Regions from separate parts of the Homo sapiens genome. Here region 1 is linked to region 2. The links are chromatin loops, found by intact Hi-C in ENCODE. Cell type or tissue: Panc1. All regions are shown on one strand.

Region 1 (8,000 bases), 730 kb after region 2:
AAAATTACAAAAGTATTCAGGGCTTTTCTTTTTTTTTTCTTTTGAGACAGGGTTTCCCTCTCTGTTGCCCAGGCTGGAGTGAAGTCATGCAGTCATAGCTTACTGTAGCATCAACCTTCTGGGCTCAAGCAATCCTTCCACCTCAGCCTCCTCAGTAGCTGGGACTACAGGCATGTGCCACTACACTCAGCTAATTTTTAAATTTTGTGTATAGATGGGGATCTCCCTAGGTTGCCCAGGCTGGTCTCAAACTCCTAGGCTTAAGAGATCCTCCTGCCTCAGCCTCCCAAAGTGCTGGGATTACAGGAGTGAGCTGCCATGCCCTGCCTGATGTTACACATTTCAAAAGAAAAACCAGCGTGAAAAGATGTATCAAATATGCTGATGCACTGCAGGGGGTTGGGGTGCCACAAAATTATTAAGGTGTAATCAAATTGGCTTCCCCTACCTTCCAATTGCATTCATAAGGAAAAGCAGTACAATGATTAGAAAAGAAATGTTAAAAAATTTTACAGTACCAGGTAGCTTGTAGAATTGTAATCATGATCATCCTCTTAGGGACCTATCATTGTAGATTTCACAGTCCAGTGTCTTTTAAAAGTAGTGCTTGGCTGCTGAAAAAATGATTATGTTTTTGAGAGTCAGAATGGTAAGGGAACCATGGAATACCAGAGTTTCAAAGAGCCTTTGAGCTCTTCAGGCACATGAAAACTTAGTTGTTCCCGTTCCCATGGAATCCAATATGTAAAACTCTTGTACTGGAATCAAACAACTTCTACATTTCAACGGATTGTTGTAGGCCTACCATGTACCTGACACTATTCTCGAAGCTGCAGATAGAGCAGTGAACAAAACAGACAAAAACATATGCCATCATCAAACTCACATGCAGAAGTTAGACAATAAAAATAAATGCCTAAAATAAATACCTAAATTATATAGTATGTTAGAAGGTCATGAGTGTTATCAAAAAAGTTTATACAGGAAGGGATGTGGAAGGAGACCAAGCACAGGAGAAATGGGGAAGATGTCATTTTTAAATTGGGCAGTTGAAGCAGGCCTCACTGAGAAAGTAGTATTTGAAGAATGACTTGAAAGTGAAGGAGATACCTGCACATATCTGAAGAAAGAGCATTCCAGACTATGAGAACAACTTGTGCAAACCGTAGGGTGGGGACAGGTCTGGTAAGTTGAAGCAACTGCCAGGAGGCCACTGTAGCTAAAGAAGAGTAACCCAGAAAGAAAATCATGTGATATGAGGTCAGAGAAGCACTAGGCCAGATGGTGAAAGGCCTTGTGTGCCTGACACTGAGAGGCTATTGGCAGAAGATTGACATCGTAAGATTTAGGCTTTAAATTGGTTACCTTGGCTGCCAGGTTGAAAATAGTCTGTAGAGTGACAGGTCCTATTGCAGTAACCCAGGCAAAAGATGATGGTAGCTTGTACTAGGGTTGTTACAGTAGAGGGCTTAAGACATGGTTGGGTTCTGGGTATATTTTGAAAACCAATATGATTTGTTGACACATTGGATTTAGGGTTCTAGAGAAAGAGAGGAATGAAGGATGAACAATTTTGTTCAGAGCAACTGGAAAAATTGATTTGCCTACATTAGCTGAGATGGGGAAGATTGGGGTTGGAGTATGCTGGGCAGGTGCAAGAGATCAGGAATGCAGTTTGGGGAATAAGTACATAATTAAGCATGATGTTTGTATTATCTTTAATGTTTTGCCATCAAAAATAAATAAGTTCTGGGCCGGGCACGGTGACTCAAACCTATAATTCCAGCACTTTGGGAGGCCAAGGCAGGTGGATCATTTGAGGCCGGTTCAAGACCAGCCTGGCCAACATAACGAAACCTCATCTCTACAAAAAAAACACACAAAAAATTAGCCAGGTGGGGTGGCACATGACTGTAATCCCAGCTACTTGAGAGGCTGAGGCAGGAGAATCGCTTGGACCCAGGAGGCAGAGGTTGCAGTGAGCCAAGATAGCGCCACCGCACTCCAGCCTGGACAACAAAGCAAGACCCTGTCTCAGTAAATAAATAAATAAGTTCTTAAGGAAATGAGAACTTTGAATTTGTAACATTCTATAATAATTAAATTAATTTCTAATCTTGCTCATGTAATAAAGTTCCATTTAGACCTATCTAATATATGTCAAGGAATACCTTTAAGAAAGTTTGAGAAAAGCTAAACATCCCCTTGTTTAAAAAAAAAGAAAAAGAAAAATATTTTTTGGTCTATTAATCCATGAAAGTAGAGAATAAAGTTAAGACGAGTATACAGAAACATCCAGTTCTCCAAAGTATTTTCATTGAAACTGAATCTATTTCAGTAAATTATTCAAATAACTGCCTTCTTTTTCTATTACATGTGGAAACAGGACCAAAAGTTATTTGGTGTCATATAAAATAAACTACAGTGTGGCTAAGGCAACCTGTTATTCCTACTTCACATTCTGAAGGTGGATGCAACAAACCTATTTTGACTAAGTAATGCTCAGATCATTTGTTAATAGTAATCAGGGAACTGTACCAACAGGTTTCACCAGGTTACTTTGTTTTTATTTTTAGCTTTTTACAGATGCAGCATAAGCTGTATTTTCCTCTTTCCAGAATATGTTTAAAACCATTTCTTTAACTCAGTCAGGTATAGTGTAAAAAATAAAGGCTTTGGTGTCACTTTAGCCATAATGCTGGGCAAGTTATTCAACTGAAAATAAGTGTCCTCCACTGTAAAATAAGGATAGGAATACTTAATGTAGGAAGGTTGATATCAGATTTAAATGGGAAGTTCCTGACACATTGAAAATATTTAATAATTTGTAGTTATTATTGTTTTCCAGGGGTGGGGGGAGTGGTTGGGGTTTTTTTTGTTTGTTTGTTTGTTTCTTTGTTTTTTAGACAGAGTTTCACTCCATTGCCTGGGCTGAGTGCAGTGGCATGATCTCAGCTCACTGCAACCTCTACCTCCGGTGTTCAAGCTATTCTTATGTCTCAGCCTCCTGAGTAGCTGGGACTACGGGCATGCACCACCACGCCCAGCTAATTTTTGTATTTTTTGTAGAGACAGCATTTTGTTATGTTGGCAAGGCTGGTCTTGAACTCCTGGCCTCAAGTGATCCTCCCACCTTGGCCTCCCAAAGTGCTGGGATTACAGGTGTGAGCCACTGTGCCTGGCCAGTTTTCTAGTTTTTATTATAATTAGTTATTGAGTAATTTTATAATGTTTATATTTTTAATGTGTTAGACATAGTACTATTAAACACAAAATCTTATCTCAAGTATTAGACATTAGGGTGTCTTTTTTTTTTTTTTTTTTTTTTTTTTTTAAAGACCGGGTCTCACTCTATCTCCCAGACTGGAGTGCAGTGGCACAATCATAGCTCACTGTAACTTCAAACTTCGGGGCTCAAGCAGTCCTCCCACCTGATGCTACAGATGCACACCACCATACCCTGTTAATTTTTTAAAAAAATTTTATGGAGATGGGGTCTCACTATGTTGCCCAAGCTGATCTCAAACCCCTGGCCTCACGTCATCTTCCTGCCTCAGCATCCAAACTGCTGGGACTACAGGCATGAGCCACTATGCCCAGCCTATTTTTTCTTAATTCAGTAAACTTATGTAAATTTGACAATTATTCTTTTAACAGACATTTACTGAGGACGTAGTAAGTACACTATTTGTCATTGTTAGACATTGGGAATATAAGATGAATAACAGAGTCTCTGCTCTCAAAAAGACTTCTTACTGGTGAATTTAGGAGAGACAAAGGTATATAAACAAGGAAGAGCAAAGGTACTATGATAATATGTAACCTGGGTGTCAGCTGAGATCTCCCTGGGTTTTAACCTCTCGGTTAGGATTGGTTTGAACCTCCATTCCACCTCATTTGCAAGTCCAATGCCCAACCCAAGTTTTTTTCTTATTTCTGGGGAGCTGATGTTCTCACTGAACCGCTTTGGCTCTGAACTTCCCCTTACGGTAAACTAGTGAGGTTCATGGATGAGCTGCCATCTGTCCTTATTCCACAAACATCCACTCAGATGTGGAACTTATCCCTGTTCCTAGGTTTCACCCAAAAGCATTTTCACAAAGCTCTGTGTGGGCACAGCAGATTTACTAAGGTTGTGAAATGATGAAAGGGAGTTAACATCACAACATCACAGAAACACAACTTAAAAGTACTGTAAATTTCTATTCTTAAAAGCAGGCCAGGTGTGGTGGCTCAAACCTATAATCCCAGCACTTTGGGAGGCCAAGGTGGGTGGATCGCTTGAGGTCAGGTGTTCAAGACCAGCCTAGTCAATATGGTGAAACCCCGTCTGTACTAAAAATACAGAAATCAGCTGGGCATGGTTGTGCATGCCTGTAATCCCAGCTACTCAGTAGACTGAAGCAGGAGAATCTCTTGAAGCTGGGAGGTGGAGGTTGTGTTGAGCGAAGATCGCACCACTGCACTCCAGCCTTGGTGAAAAAGCACTCCTGCCACAATATCGTGCTTCTCCACAGTGCCCCTTTTTCTTCTTTCTACTCAGTCCTCTGCTCTTCCTCACCCACAAATTCTTATTTGTTTTTAATATTAAGTAGTTTTTTCTTTTCTTAGATTCCAGCAGGCTCCAGTCTTTGAGGGCTTACTGCCCACCCAGCAGCTTATTAGTGCTTTTTTTTTTTTTTTTGAGACGGAGTTTCACTCTTTTTGCCCAGGCTGGAGTGCAATGGAACAATCTCGGCTCACTGCAACCTCCGCCTCCCAGGTTCAAGCGATTCTCTTGCCTCAGCCTCCCTAGTAGCTGGGATTATAGGCATATGCCACCACGCCTGGCTAATTTTGTATTTTTAGTAGAGATGGGGTTTCTCCATATTGGTCAGGCTGGTCTCAAACTGCCGACCTCAGGTGATCTGCCCACCTCGGCCTCCCAAAGTGCTGGGATTACAAGCATGAGCCACTGCGCCCGTCCTATTAGTGCATTTTCTCAAAGAAATTGGAGATCATTTCCTTCAAAACTATGCTCTGATATAAATTATCTTACCTCCATATGTATAGATTGTAGCAGAGACACAATTAGGGAGTAGTCATTTGAGGCCACTAAGTGTTGACTGGAGCAGAGAAAGATGTCAAGGAAGATAACTTCTCTGAACCTCAGTTGTCTTCAAGGTCTTGTGATGAGGATTACATGGAAATGTATGCAAAGTGCCTTGCACATGATAAGCTCTTAATAAATGTTGGGTTTTTTTGTCATTATTGTCGTTACTGTTGAGAAGATGACGCATCACTCAGCCTTGAAGAGTAAATGATGGTTTAACAAAATGAGGAAGGATAATTTAGGCAGAGGGAGCCGTATTAGCAAAGTCAGTGTGTTGGAGGAAACTGCCAGTTGTCCAGCATGATGAGATCATAGGGTATGAGAAAGAAAGCTAGAAATTTGACAGGAGCCAGATCAAATAAAGTCTTGGGCATTAAGTTTGGGCTTTATCTAATAAAAGATGGTGAGCCTTGGAATAATTTTTTTTAATGCAATGACATAGTTTGCTTTTTAGTTGACAGTAATGTGTAAGACAGGTTGGAAGGGTGAAAAACTGGAAGGAGCTAACAGTTCAGGAAGAGGTGATACGGGCTAGAGTTAAGTCAATGGAGTAGGAAACAATAGAAGATGGCAGGAGAAATGCTAAAGAAGTAGAATTTTATATAACTTGGGTACTCGTAAGACATGAGGATAGAAGTAAGGCAAAGAAGGAACTCAAGTATCATTCCAAGGTTTCTTGACTTACTGAGTGGATGGTAGTACCATTTATCAAGACAAGGCATACTAAAATGGCAGTTTTGGACATATGTTTGAGGTGACTGTACAAAATCTCAGTGGCTATGACAAGTAGCAAACTGGAATATTCAGGCAAAATAGTCAAGATAGAAGCTAGAATAAATTATGTAGTTCAAGAGAGTGGCTGCACATTTAGGTTTAGGAACCAGAAGCACACAGCACTCATCATTCCACACACATAACTCACATGCGACACACAGCCCTGTTCCTAGATTCGGCCTAGAAACATTCTCGCAAGAATCTGTGTGGGCACAGCGGAAGCCAAAGGAGACAATGAAATGCCCGAGACAGTGCATAAAACAATGAGAAGTGAGTCAAACATCAAATCCTAAATATCCACATTCAATGCTTCTAGTTCCCAGATCTAAATGTCCACATACTCTCCTGATCTCCAGACTGTATTCTAGCTTCTATCCGCACCATTCTGCCTGAATATTCCAGTTGTGCTACTGGTTATAGCCACTGGGATTTTATACAGTTACCTTAAACACAGTCAATGGGAGGAGGAGAGGAAGAGTCAACAAGGAACGTTGAGAGGGTGCTTAGTGGTGTCACAGAAACCAGGAGAGCAGAGTTTCAGAGAGGCATATTAATGATGCTAAAACGAGAATCAGGATTAATTGGACTTAGCCAGTTGAAGGTAATCGTTGGCAAAACAGCTTCAATAGAGTGGTAGGAATAGAAGCTTGGTTATAGTGACTTGGAAAGTCCTATAAGTTCCTTATTCTTCCCAAGAAATTGGCCTGTGAAAGAGAAAGAGTAGCTGGAGAAATATTCAGGGCCATGATATAGATGTTCAAGATCAAAAGACTTGAGGTTATTTACAGGCTTTCGAGAAGAAGCTGGTAAGGAGGGAAGGTTTGAACACTTGGGATAGACGAAGGCTAATGACGAAATCACTGGATGCAAAGATAGAATTAGACCCTAGAAAAGAGCCCAGAAAGTGAGATGAGTCTTAAATTAGAAAAGAGGCAGATTGGAAAAAAGAAATGAGAACTTGAAGCAGACCATACCTAATGATCCCAGTTTTTTCAGTAATGTATGAAAGCAACTATTTTGCTGAAAAAGTGAGGATGACAGGGTAAATCCTGTATGAGGTGATAAAGTTTTGTTGCCACACTATGAGGAATAGGACAGAGATAACCAGAGGCTTGTTAAATTGCAGCTAGCCCAGAGCATACAGCAGTGGCTTTAAAAGTGTACTTGCAGCATCTGCTTCTCGTTAGAAATGAATATTTGGGCCCCGCCCCAAACCTGCAGAATCAGATACTCTGGGGGGCGGAGTTCAGCAATCTAACTTAACAAGTTGTCCAGGTGATTTTGAAGTAAGTTAATGTTTGAGAACAACTTGCACTAGAGCATCTACAGAATTTGTGACTCCTCCAACTAGCAAGCAATGATGAAGCACAAACTATGTTACTCAACCACATTCTAGTCATTTTTGGTCATATTTTTCATATTACAAATACATTTATTTGGAACAATATTGTTAAGGACTTTTAAAAATCTACTGGTTTCTCTCTAGAAATGGGTGTCATACAGGATTTAAAAATCTAAACCAAGAGATTTCTTTCTTCCAAGTTTTACAAAGCAAATACTATAAAAAAAATCTTGCTTCTCTACTCTCATTTTACATTTATAATAGAGAAATAATAAAATTGTTGTTCATAGCATCAGAAATATTCAGCGACTCCCCCTATATAGCAATTCTCAAATTATGCTCCAGCACTGGTATCATCTCATTCTAACCAAATAATGGCAGTCATTTCCCAATTCATGGGGAAGGAATTTATGAACTGAATTTCTCAATTTTAAATTATCCTCCAACAAATGTTTCTTAAACCTTCGGCTTCTACTACTACTTGTCTTGCAGCAAGTGCTAATTGATGACCAAGTAAGTGAACAAATAGTAAATAAATATTAATGAAACTTGAAGTTAGCCAGTCATACTTAGTTCAATAGTTTCTCTTCAATAGAACACATGTTTATGACTGTGATTTTTATATTGCATACCAATAATAAAGTCATTTTCTACTATTATTGTCCCAATAATCTTGCCATTGCTCAAATATTTGGAACCTAACTTGGAACTACTTTCACGATCTGGGAGATATCCTTTTGGAAATCCTGAACAATGAAACAGCCAACAGATCACTGGTCTAGAAAGATCATA
Region 2 (8,000 bases):
GAGCAGCAAGGCTTGGAATGTTGCTTCAGGGTGTAGGGGCCTTCAGGCTCTTTCCCAAACTTAGGCTCCGAAATGTTTGCTTGTTACTTAGCCAGGCAGGCACCCGGGTCATCCTCTTGGGAAACAGCTTCAGTGCAGGTGAGCTGAAACAAAAGCTCTGAAGAGAAATGGTAAATGTTTACTGGGAGTTAGGAAAAAACAAACAAACAAACAAAACAAAGAAAGAAGCAGAGGAATGCGACAACTCCTAAAACTTAGAAATAAAAAGATAAAACCCCAGAACTTCAGGGCGCCTTCCAGTTTTAACAGTCTTGGTTTGATGTCCATTAGAATGTCAGCTAAGATCCATCAAGGCTGCAATTTCCTCCCACAGACTTGGGACCTCATTTTTGCTGCTTGAGCCGCACTCTGTTCTCCATCAGTGGGATTTACGCATATGGAACCGAGTGTGGAATTGGGCCCATTACATTTAACTTCCTATATCTGACATATTTAATACCTACTTTTCAAATAAATGAAATCCCTGTTTAGTGCCGGCCTGGAAAGGTGCAGTTGGTTAAGGAATTTTTCATGGGCCTGCGCAAGGCGACTCTGTCAAACCCGGCAGCCTCTTGAAGAGGGTGCAGTGACCGGGGTCTCTCAGAAATGGGGGGACAAGGTTATAGAATAATGGAACAGCTGTTACAATAAATGGGCAAATGCATTTTTTTAAAAAAGTCTTAAGAGCTGCTTTGTGTGCAGAATTATAATCACACATAAAAATGTGTGTGTCTCAGAATTGGGGAAGGAGAAGCTCTCAGAAGGCATCAGTTCTAAGAATCTGCTTTCATTATGTGCCATTCCAGAGGGATGAATGGACCTTGACTCTGTGAAGTATAATAGCAAAGTCACAACTTGGCCTAGCTTTCACTTAGCCTCCACATCCTCTCAAACAACAGCAAAGGGGGCTGGGGCTTGGAAGGGGGCAGCCAAGGCTAGGGGGTGATACCTACTCTCACTCCACCCTTACCAACCAGCTACCTGGTGGGACATGTCGAGGTGAACATGCCACAGGGCATCTGAACTGGGCCAGAGCTGGAACTCCAGAAGCTGGAGCTTCTGGGGTGAAGCTTGGGGCAACCCCACACCCTGTCTTCTACCCTAAGGATCCATTTGCAAGAGTTTCTATGCACAGCGTCCTTGGTTTGGGGCTAATGGAGAAGTGGTACGTGTGTGAGTCAAGGGGTACCTAAAGAAGAGAGAAACATAAAGATAATGCAGAGGATAGTGTGTGTTCCCTAGTCTCAATGGAGAAATAGAGAGAAGTTCTTTTCACGAGCTGCCCTCTGAGCTTCCAGGGTCCAAATACTGCTGCTTTGCAACCCAGTGACAGGATGGCAGCGGGGGCCAGCTACTTTCCCTTCTTGCTGACAAAACCCAGGCTCTCTGTCTTGTCACTGTCCTCAGTTTTAGAGTATGTGTCACTGGGTGTTGGTGTCACTGGACTTTGGGTCCTGGAACTGGCTGAGTGGAGATGAGGTGGGGGTGCCATTAAGTGTGCAGGTGGGGTGGGGACTGTGTGTGTAAAATTCTTTTCTCTATTCTATAGGATTCCCCTTTGGCTACTCATCTCAGTCCTGCACCCTCCAGAGCTTCAAGGAGCAGAATACTTAGAAAAGCAAAAAAGGGAATCTGGGAAACAAACAACAACAACAAAAAACCCACACAGTTGTTATGATGGGGTTTTTTTTTTGTAAATGTCTTCAAAATCTCAGTTCAGGTTCAGGGCTCAGCTCACCTGCCATCCAGGCTGGTTCTCTCAGTTCACTCAAGCCTATGTCATGCTGTGGCCACCTGGATGTGAGTATTCAACCAGGACTGGTCCCATCCCTGTTCCTTCTGCTACCGGGGCCATCTGAGCTGCTCCTCACCCGGAGACAGAATGGATGCAGTGCCTCTCTGCACCCCCAGCCCCACCCCCAGCTCAGCCCGACACAATAACAAACAGCCCTGTGAAAAGCACTTACATTTATGAACTGTTTATAAATTTACCGACATTGATTTATGACTCTTGGCTAGACCTGATGTGAGTCTCTTTAGGGGTATTTCTTCCTTTCTTTCTTTCTCTCTTTGAATTTTTTTTTTAAGTGTTAATGTTACGGTTCACATTCTTAATATAGCCACACGCCAGGAACTATCCGGAAGACAGCTGGGAGCCCGACCAATGACCCATGGGCAGGAACCTAGACTTGATTTATGCCGGGGCTGTGGCTGGTGGAGAAAGCTGTTTCTGGTTGGTTCGGGGACAGGCTGTTCTTTCAGAAGAAGACCCCTAAGAGAATGCCTCAGCTCTGAGGGGCAGTTGCAAGAAGCAGGAAGAGGGCAAACTGGATTTGGAACTGTGTGAACCTCACTGCTTCCTAGATATGTGACTTGAGACACCCTGAGCCCCAGTTTCCTCATCTAGGTAATAGGGATAATAAAACTGACCCTGAGTGGCAGCTACAAGAGTTAATGGGGCCCTATTGGTAAAATACTTAAATGTGGCTTCCCCATAGTAGGTGCTCAGTAAATGATGATGAGGACTTTCCAAAGCTTGATCAACAGTGATTATTTATTAGCCAGTTTTGTATACAGTTTGGAATGGAAATGTGCCACTAGCCTCTTCAATGAAGTTATAGTCAGGCTCCCCACACAGAGCCCAGACTCCCTTTCTCAGCCATGAAAAACGCTGGAGGGGCCTGGAGGAAAGTATGAATGAAGAGCTCCTCCCTGCCGCTGCTCTGCCTGTCACTGCACACACGAAGAAAATTGGTATCACTCTGGCCAGGTGCGGTGGCTCACACCTATAATCCTAGCACTTTCAGAGGCCGAGGCGGACAGGATTACTTGAGCGCAGGAGTTCGAGACCAGCCTGGGCAACATGGTGAACCCCTGGTGGCATGCACCTGTGGGAGGATGACGCAGGAGAAGCACTTGAGCCTGGGAGGCAGAGGTTGTCGTGAGCCGAGACTGCACCACTGCACTCCAGCCTGGGTGACACAGCAAGATCCTGCCTCAAAAAAAAAAAAAAAAAAAAAAAAAAAAAAAAAAAAAAGAAAGAAAGAAAAAGAAGAAGAAGAAAAAAGAAAGAAAGTAAGGGAAGGAAGGAAGGGAGGGAGGGATGGAAGGAAGGAAGGAAGAAAGAAAAACAAAGGAAGAGGAAGGAAGAAAAAATTAGTATTACTCTCATTGTGTCACTAACTTTAATTACTACCTATATTATTATCTATGACTGTCTTTGCTAAGGAAAGAAGGAACTAACATTTATTGAACACCTTCAGTTGTCAAGAACTTGGCAGGACTTATTTTAAGTCTCATATAACCCTCTGAAGTGGGTGTTGTTATTCCTATTTTACAGATAAAGAAACTGAAATTCAGAGAGATTAAAGTAATTTTCCCATGATCCCACAGCTGGTAAGTGGCTGAGATAAGACAGAAACCCAGCCTCACTCCTAAACAACCCATTTCCCCCAAAACTCTTATCTACCTTATCTACCTACCTACCTACCTAAAAAAACAAAACAAACCCCTGAAATCCTGACTGAGGGCCTGAGAACCTCATGGTGAGGTGTGAAAACCCGTGCAGAGCACAGCATGTCCTGTGACATGAATATCAAGGAATGTCCCCAGGCAACCCGTGCCTGCTCAGCCGCTGTAATTGAGACAGACCCCACCTCTTGCGACAGAGCCTTTCTGGGTCTAAAAGAAGCAGGAACAACAAAGAAGCAAACAACTGGGGCTCGAGTCTACCCGCAGGGACGCCCGCAGACACCAGGTGGCGCCCGAGTCTGGCCGAACGCTGAGCTCCCCTCGGTCTGATTTCTGAGGGGGCACAGCGTCCACCGACTGTCAAATAGAGTGGGTGGAGGTGATGGCCAGCCAAAGAGAGGTGTCCTAGCTATGGTTGGGTGGCCTGTGGGGGAGATGCTACGTGAGGGTGCCCTATCCAAACACTGAGCACCGAGGGGTGATCCTGATGTCCACCACAGTGACCCGGGGAGGAGTTGTGAGCTCATGGTCCCAGGGTCCTGCCATGCAGGCACCAGGGACAGAAGACGGAAGTGGGGGTTCCTTCAGTTCCTCCAAGAGAGCCGTTTTCCATTCCCCGGCAGAGGCCACCTCAGCCCCTCCGCAGCTCTGTGCTTGGCCTGGGTGGACCCCGACCAGTGGATGTGGTTGAGCAGGAGGAGTCCTTAGACCCCAGCTTCTGGTCACAGGGGAAAGGAGTCTCCCGCGTTGGGGATCCCCATCCCCCTGGAAGCCAGGCCCTTCTGTCCAGGGCCCTGTGCCTTCTCTTACTGTGGACTGAGCCTCCACTCTTGGTTTCCACTTGGTAGAATGTCTGGATGAAAACAATCACACTTGGATTCCAGGTGACACAGACATGCCCAAAACCCTGGTGACATAGCTCAAGCAGAAAAAGGGACGACTTGATGTAGCAGTCTCCTACCTTTGTCTGCCCCACCTCCTAATTACCGGGACCATCTCAGTCTTTCCAGGACTTGCCAATTTCATACATCCCAGTTTTTCTTATAAGTCATTGAAAATAGTCTGGAAAGCCCAATATTCAATGTGGCATCTCCCAAACAGCTTCTCTCAGCCAGAAGTGGGACAGAACTCTAAAAGTGCTGGGGTTTGGTTTACATACTAAGGTCACCCATGGCCTATCCTATATTCCTAAGGTGAGGCTGTTGGAAGGGGAGAGGCTCCTTCTACCCACGCAGAGCAACATGGAAAGGCAGCCACCTGCCCCCTCAGCTTGCAGCCTGGAGGCCTTTGCGTTCCTCTCCATTTATATGTCCTGGATTCCAGAGCCAAAATCTTCTACGCCCATAGACAGAGAGTAGGTTCATTCAGAGGCTCATTAATTACATGGCTAAGAGAAGGAAGGGGAAGAAAAGACTCATGAAAATGTTCATTTAAACTTAATTGCTGCCCATGCTCTTGCTAATTGAAGTAGCTCCGTTGCATTTCACTTATGTACCTGAGTGTATTTAAAATGGGATATTGCACAGTATAAACTAAGCCACATCACAAACTAACGATCTGGAAAATCTCAGTTAAATAAACAAAGCTGGCTTTAAGTTACACAGGAGAAACATGTAGTCTCCCGTGCGTACACACACACACACACACACACACAGACACACATACAGCCAAAGCACCAGGATCTCAGACCTTCGGTTCATATCTTCTCCTTCATAGTTCAAATTAAACACAGTCTTAGTCTCTTGCTCTCTCTTTTCCTCTCTCTTTCCCTTATTAAATTTATTTTTAACAGTACCTTAAAAAAATAAACTCACCCCTCTGTGCCACTCCTATGCCAGGTGCAGCCAGGGGCAAATTTTTACAGCTGAATTACATGACCTGAAAAATACGGAGCACATAATGAGAACATTGAGAGACCCCATCTCTAGCACCGGGCCAGTGCTGGTGTAATAACATTCCTGGAGAGAGCAGTAGCCGGGGCAGCTGTGGAGTCAGGCTGAAGCCCTTACTCAGCATGAGGAATTATATATATCTTGGAACTCTTTCCTGAACCTAAACATTATTGCTGAGAAAGGGATAACAGTGTGAGTGGCCATCGCTCGCCAGCCAGGGCTCACACACTGCTTCGAATGTGAGTTTCCTCCCAAGGCTGAGGGGAAACGTTCCAGACCCAACTTTGCCTAGGGCAGGGATGAGGATGGGGCTGAAGGCCTGGGAAGTCTTTGACTCTGGAGTGGTGTTGACATGGCAGTCGGATAAAGCTTGGCACTCCACAAGCCCAGGCTCCGTCGCCCAAGGACCTCTAGGAGGTGTTGTGGGCTGCTTAAAAGTCTAAGTCTACTTCCCTGTAACAGCTCCCTGGGCATTATCCTGGAACTCCCCAGTTATCTGGACTCAGACCAGAGCCCCTCAACCTCAGCTGTCTGCAGCCATGGCAAGAGTGAGGGAGGGCAAAGCTGTTGAGCTACAGGAATCACAGCAACAAAGATGGCTCTTAGGCTGGGCACAGTGGCTCATGCCTGTGATCCCGGCACTCTGGGAGGCCAAGGCAGGTGATTGCTTGAGCTCAGGGGTTTGAGACCAGCCTGGGCAACATGGCAAAACCCCATCTCTACAAAAAATACAAAAATTAGCTGGACATGGTGGTGTGTGCCTACAGTCCCAGCTACTCGGGAGGTTTAGGTGGGAGGATCACTTGAGCCTGGGAGGTGGAAGTTGCAGTGAGCTGTGATTGTGCCACTGCACTCCAGCCTGGGTGACAGAGTAAGATTCTGTCTCAAAAAGCAAAAAAAAAAAAAAAAAAAAAAAAAAAAAAAGATGGCCCTTAAAAGGTGACCATCCTAGATAGAATTTTTTTTTGAGGTACAATTCACATAGCATAAAATTGACCATTAACTAATTTAAAGTGAACAATTCAATGGCATTTAGTGCACTCATAATGTCATGTAACCATCACCTCTACCTAGTTCTACCCAAAAGGAAACCTTGTACTCCTTAAGCAGTCACTCTCCTTTCTCCTGTCCACCCAGCCCCTGGCAACTGCCAGTCTATTTCTGTCTCTATGAATTTACCTCTTCTGGATATTTCATACAAATGGAATCATACAAGACATAAGTAAAATATAGATTTTTAACTCTTTTATTGGTATATAATATGTATAAAGTACACAAACACTACAGTTGGACAAATTTCTGTAAACAGAACACATCCAAGTAACTACTGCCTAAATCAAGAAATAGAGCATTACATGCACCCAGAAACTCCACCATACTACCTCCTAGCCCTATTTCCCCCAGAGAACCACTCTCCTAACTTCTGTATCATGGATTACTTTTACCTTCTTTCCTACCATTATGTCTGATTGCAGTTTGCTCATTTTCCATTGCTGTATAGTATTCCAACATCTGATGACACCACAATTTATATATCCATTGGACTGTTCATAGATATTTTGGGTAGTTTCCACTTCCAAGCTGTTTATTTTTAATTGACACAATTCCAACAAACCTGTCAAGTGGACTTCTCAGACAATTGCTGATTAAAAACATCAAAATAGAAGAAATGGGGACATGGGGCGGTGTTGGGCTAGATGTCTTCTGGGAGTTTCATTGGTTCGGACTACTGTGATTTGAAGCATGGTGAGGGCAAGCAGAATAGAATCAAATCTCCTTTCTGTGTTCTCTTAGGGGACATTTATGGATAAAAAGTAACAGAGTCAGAAAAGACCAGATGAGTTTCTAAGCTTCAGAGTCATCTGCCCCCCTCCAGCTCCCCCAGCCCCCATTTTGGACCCTAAACAGACAAATAGCTGCTTCCTCTGCCACAAGGGCACACCTCAAATCCCACCTGACTGCCATCCTTTGTAATCTGTATCATGCAAAGGGACAGAAAACTGGGCACACAGTGGCGGCAAGGTCTGACCGATTGGGTAATTGGTCTTGGGCTCCCAGTCCAGGGACTGTATTCCACCTTGAGCCAAAGCCTGGCCACTGTGGAGAGAGGACATGCCTTCAGTCTGTTGTCCGACTGACCTGTGGTCAGACCCAGGAGAGACATGAAATAGGCTTCCAATCCATCCCTCTACAGTTAGGCTGAGGCACATTCTCAAATTACTCCTCTTTAGAAATCAATAACAGATAAAAGTATATTTCCCTGTACACATATTGAACAGTGCCTTTTACCATTATACGGTCTTACATTATCTCACTACACACACAGCTAAAACAGACTTCTTCACCTGCAGATTCTGCCTTGGTCAGCTCTATTTCTGGCGTAAAGTTTTGGGGTAGCCACTTTGAAAACAGAATTCTTACAGTTTATGCAGCTAAGATCAGGGACTCCCCGATCCTTTCATTTCCACCCTCTGTGCTAAATTCAGTCTGTGTGGGGAAATGGATAAAATGCTCACACACCAGCAAACTTCTTCCAGATACTTCCTTTGTGGGAAGAAAAGATGCCTTTGAGTGTGGATTTCTCAAGCTTAATTTCCT

The links. Hi-C counts contacts between places; a loop is a spot of excess contacts. Peaks named below come from ENCODE experiments on the same cell type or tissue, not always from the same donor. Only the 100,000 strongest peaks of a DNase experiment are listed, where the experiment ranks them.
Region 1: it touches region 2 in a loop (3-fold over the local background); 16 of 110 quality-filtered maps call a loop at or near these places.

The regions. Positions count from the first base shown.
Region 1 is chr6:45,381,401-45,389,400 of GRCh38, forward strand. All of the region lies in intron 2 of RUNX2 (RUNX family transcription factor 2), which reads left to right. Among named protein-coding and RNA genes, the nearest start is that of SUPT3H, 7.5 kb to the left of the region's middle. In Panc1, no CTCF peak of the experiment used is centred here; no DNase peak of the experiment used is centred here.
Region 2 is chr6:44,651,894-44,659,893 of GRCh38, forward strand. No RefSeq gene overlaps it. Among named protein-coding and RNA genes, the nearest start is that of MIR4642, 220 kb to the left of the region's middle. RefSeq lists enhancers at 1-14, 15-514. In Panc1, CTCF peaks have their summits at 3,798 (motif pointing right) and 4,012; a DNase peak (open chromatin) is centred at 3,778; H3K27ac peaks cover 869 bases.